Linked DNA regions of Homo sapiens: region 1 is linked to region 2. Evidence: read pairs that join two places in POLR2A ChIA-PET (ENCODE). Cell type or tissue: MCF 10A. All regions are shown on one strand. Region 1 overlaps ARHGAP32 (Rho GTPase activating protein 32). Region 2 overlaps ARHGAP32 (Rho GTPase activating protein 32).

The links. Peaks named below come from ENCODE experiments on the same cell type or tissue, not always from the same donor. Only the 100,000 strongest peaks of a DNase experiment are listed, where the experiment ranks them.
Region 1: POLR2A ChIA-PET joins it to region 2 with 7 read pairs; 2 of 35 experiments call an interaction of 5 or more read pairs at or near these places.

What each region holds. Positions count from the first base shown.
Region 1 is chr11:129,022,853-129,025,352 of GRCh38, forward strand. All of the region lies in intron 11 of ARHGAP32 (Rho GTPase activating protein 32), which reads right to left. Among named protein-coding and RNA genes, the nearest start is that of TP53AIP1, 81 kb to the left of the region's middle. In MCF 10A, no CTCF peak of the experiment used is centred here; a DNase peak (open chromatin) is centred at 1,359.
Region 2 is chr11:129,147,548-129,150,047 of GRCh38, forward strand. All of the region lies in intron 2 of ARHGAP32 (Rho GTPase activating protein 32), which reads right to left. Among named protein-coding and RNA genes, the nearest start is that of ARHGAP32, 44 kb to the right of the region's middle. In MCF 10A, no CTCF peak of the experiment used is centred here; a DNase peak (open chromatin) is centred at 1,154.

The DNA.
Region 1 (2,500 bases), 120 kb before region 2:
CCTAAGACATTTTAGATTTCTATCTTCCACTAAATGCCATATAGCATTCTTTTTTAAAAAAAGAAATCATAGTTCAAACCATTATTATATGAGCAGTAGATGCTTTTTTAAAAAGCTGACTATGAAAATGAGCTCTAAATTCTGAAATTCCCCCATTTATGGTTTTAAAAATTAAAATATTGCTGTCATTTAAGCACTAGTGCAACAATCCTGGAAAGAAAAATGTTCAACCTCTGTTAAGAAGTTGAACATACTAATCAGCCCTATTAAGGGCTGATTTGTGATTCAGAGAAAATTCTGGTCTCCATGTTATTTTAATGAAAGGCATTTATTACCGAGGTCTAAAGAAACACCATATACATACGGAACACCACCTTAGTGGTAAAATCTCTGAGATTTAATACAAAATATTTTATGGATGGAGATGGTTATCCTTACCAATGCCAATACCAAAGAGGCGGGGAAGAACCATACTTGAAGGGAAAAGGCCAGAAAGGTTACTTCTTCGTGCAAACTTGAGGAGCCTCTTTACACAGTCTACCAAATTATTTTAAGTGCATTAGCACTGCCCATTTCCATTAATCAATAATTGAAATATTATTAACCCACCAGGAAAAAAATTAAAAAGATGATATAAGCTGGCTGCTTAAGAAATAAAGGCAGGTTCTTTTAATCATAAAAACTTTTATTATATTAAACTAATGTATAGAAAACAAGAAATAAGCTGATTGGAAATAGGAGAAAAAAAGATATTTCTTGAAACCGACTGGGAACATCTGTGTTGTACAATCAGCAAAGCCTACTTCAAAAAGTATAAACTTTTTGACAAACATGACAAATACTAATGTTCAAGTGCTGAATTTCTAGATAATTAAATAATTAACCATTTACCTAAGAGAGCAACCAAGGTAACATGTGCCCAAATATAATCTAAACATAGTTTCAGTGAAAAATTCTGAATGTTGCTTGAGTCAAATATTTAAATGACTGATTGAGATCTCCTTACCTCTTGTTGTGGTACAAGTTTTAAGATCAATACTTAAAATTATTCCAAATGACTATATTTAGCAGTAGATTCATCAGGATACAACAGCTCTGCATTCCGTACAAGAGTGTAGAAAATAAATCATAATCCAACTGGTTCCAACCTCACCACCACAGGTTAACTTCAAGTTAGGTCCCACATCACTGCCGGGTTCCAGCTGTTTTCAGGACCCCCTGCAGCAGCAGTTTTCTTGGCCCTGTTTTCAGTCCAGTCAGTGGAGCCCAGCAAGCCAGCAAGTGTGTGGGAGAGCTCTGCCTCCAGGAGCTTAATCCTCCTCTCTCAGCACATACTGCTTTGCAACACCACAGAAACGCCCCAGCCTAAACTCACACTTGCAGAACAGGCTTCACCAGAAGAGCTCCACCCATCAACCCCACACAGGTGAGCACTTCCTGCTCAGAAAACACCAGTATGAAATTGATATTAAATTATGTCTTTTCTCTTTTTAAAAGTTAATTGCTTTTCAGTTGTTTGCTAAGTAGGTGGGAGACAGTGTATCCAATAAAAATGATAGCACTTTAGGCTCCTTTAAAATAAGAAAAGTAATTGATCAAGTAGGAAGTACTGCCAGTAAAAGGCTGAATCACTAAAACAACAGGATAGGCTGAGAAAACAAATCTTTTAATATCTTTGCTGATACTGAGCTAAGATTGTTATTCTACTAACACATTTTTTTAAGTATCAACTTACACAGTCTCTGTGTGAAAAATTCTAAGACAATCTCTTATGCAATTATTAGGGAAAAAAATAAAAAAGGTTTCTTCAGAATGGGAAATCCAGAATTAAACAAGTTTTCCCAAGTACAACCTTCTCCTTCATACACTACACAGATGTTAAATATGTAACTCTCCTTCACCCATGGAGTCCCAAGGTACTTCTTTTCCTCTACCAGAGACATTCATTAGCAAAAGTGAAAATCTTTGGCAACTATTATCAAACTGACAATCAATCTCAATTCGTGACTTTTTAAAGCTTTAAAGATTCTTATTAGTTATTTGCATAAATACAATATAAATACTGAGATTCAATACTTCTACTAAATAATAATACTGAACTGTGTTAACCCAATTATGTATTTATTGAAGAAACAAATGAATTGGAAAATATTTACATATTTTCCATTCCAATGACTTTTTACTAATATTAATGTAAATTCTACCCTCAGGTATTTTTTAATTTACAAAATAATGTTATAGCACTTACTATGTGCCAGACACAATTCTAGGTATTTAAAAACATTATTTATCCTAATCTAATGAAGGCAGTTCTATTATTATCTCATCTTATAGATGAGGAGACTAAGGCAGAGAGATGAAGCAATTTGCCAAGGTCCCATAACAGTAACTGGCAAGAGATGAGATATCCAGGGAGGATTCATCATGCACCATTCCAAAATCTTCTGCTGTTGATTGAATTTATTCTTTCCTTCCTCTTTGAACATAGCTCTGAACATAG
Region 2 (2,500 bases):
TCAGCTATTTTACAACTCTGCAGAGATGGAACTTGCCTTATAGAAAAATGAGAGTAATACAGATCATTCCTATCCACAGAAATGCAAACTGTACCCAGTGAAACAGAACAGTTTTGCCAGATTTACATCCATATGCATGCATTTTAGAATGGTTGCTCTATAAGAGTATGGTAATTTTTGAATTCTCCTTTGAACCACTTTTAACAACTGACTTGTTCTTTCATTAATAATGAGTTAAATATCTTTGGCTTGTGCTCATTCTATATTTCTATGAGAGTCATGATTATATCCTCTTTTAAACTTTATCCTTCAATAAAATGAAAACAAGATGACCCCTACCCTTCCTCAAAGAGCTCACAACCTAGTAGGGAGACAAAGACATTACTATTCAACTAGATTAATACAATAAGGAAAGCATCATGATACAGATAGGAACAGCATACTATAAGAAGTGAAATAAAACTATTTCCCATCTGAAACTTTTAGGAAAGCCTTACATCTTAAGTTACTTACATGAATAGACTTAGGGACAAGATAGATGGTGGATAGCAGACAATGCTAACGTGTAGCTCCCACTTGGACAGACAGAACAGTGTGTGGAGAACACCATGATCTTTACCATGATCTTTTGCTCCAAGAACCACCAAAGAAATGTATCAGGAAAATCAAAAGAATTCAAAGATCTTTGAATGAAGCAGCATGCCACTGCAAATTGCACAGGACAGGCAAAAAACTGAGTTCCCAAAGTATGAGAGGGAGAAAACCTGCCTCTGAACACACAACCCCACTGGAGAATCCATAAATCCAGATTACAGGAAAATGATTTAAACTTACCTAGAGCTTAAACAAATTTAAGGACTCATGAAAAACATAAAAGTGGAAACAGCAGTGAGAGGAAGTGACTTGCATGTACTCCCAGTCTCCAGCTCAAGCCCAGGGAAGCCATCCCCAACTATACCTCACAGGGGCCTTCAGGGAAGGCAGGCAGCAGAATTAGGGAGGGATCACAGGACAGAGAAAGCTTCCTACTGAAATAAGTAGTAATTCTGACTGGGCGTGAATTTCCTTGAGCAGAATCTGGGAGGCAAACAGGAATTGCTTCAGATACAAACGTAGGAGCCACTGGTGACAGACAGGGAGGGGCAAGGTGGGAAAGCCATGCTTGCTTTCTCAGCAGGAAAGCTCACAGCCTGGGGCAAGTTCTGAGTGGGGCACTGCAGGAGCCAGGCCAGCCTCACCAACTATGAGGGAGTTGGGTAAGGCCTCTTGCTACAGCTATCACCCATTTCCCTGAGAAACTATATAGAACAACAGAGGCAACCAAAAGCCCCTCTGGAACATAACCCCATTGGCCTGAGAACCACCCCCTCAATCCCCTACAGTGGCCACAGCAAGCCTCACCCAAGGAAAGTCTAAGCTTGGACCCACCTAAACCAGCCCCAACCTGATGGTATTTCTCTATTTTCCATGGTTGCCAAACACAAAAGATAGAAACTCTTGGGGGCTTTATGGCCCCATCCATCACCTGACAAACTAAAATCCTTATCCTGGCCAATGCAGGGCAAGCACAGATCCCCCTACTACTACTATAGCTGATGCTCTTTTGAAAATGCCACCCACAGGCTGGAGGCCAATCTACTTGGGCCATAACAGCAACTTATGACAGAATAATCTTGCTGCCAGGAAGAAGAAGACAATAGCTAATTCCACTGCCCACAACATCCTGGCTAACCAATGGTCCTTAGTCTCTCCATTTGACAACTTTACTGCTAGCATAACCAGCATTCGAGAAAGCCAGCACACTAAACGTATCTACAACCAAGGACTGGGTCTACCTCACTCCCCTGCCACCTCCATCCAAGCAAGTGCTGGCATCCATGCCTGGGAGACCTGAAGACAGATCACATCACAGGACTCTTTGCAGACATTCCCTAGCACCAGCGCAGAGCCTGGTAGTCCTGCTGGGTGGCTAGACCCAGAAGAGAAATAAGATTCACTGCAGTCCAGCTCTTAGGAAGCCCCATCCTCAAGAAAAGGGGGAGAGCACCACATCAAGGGATCACCCCATGGGACAAGGAAATCTGAACATTAAGACTTGAGTTCCACACCTTTCCACTTAAACAGACTACCAAAATGAGAAGGAACCAGAAAAGTAATTCTGGGAATATGACACAACAGGATTCTACACTACCACCAAAAGATCACACCAGCTCCCTAACAATGGATCTGTACCTAGAAGAACTCTCTGATTTGCCAGAAGAAAAAAAAAATATCAGAAGGTTGATTGTAAAGCTAATCAAGAAGACACCAGAAAAATGTGAAAACCAATGTAAAGAAATTTTTTTAGAAAATACAGGATATAGATAGGAAATTCTCCAGAGAAATAGGTATCATAAAGAAAAAACAATCACAAATTCTGGAAATGAAAGACACACTTACAGAAATACAAAACACCCTGAGAAGTTTCAACAATATATGAGAACAAGGAGAAGAAAGAAGT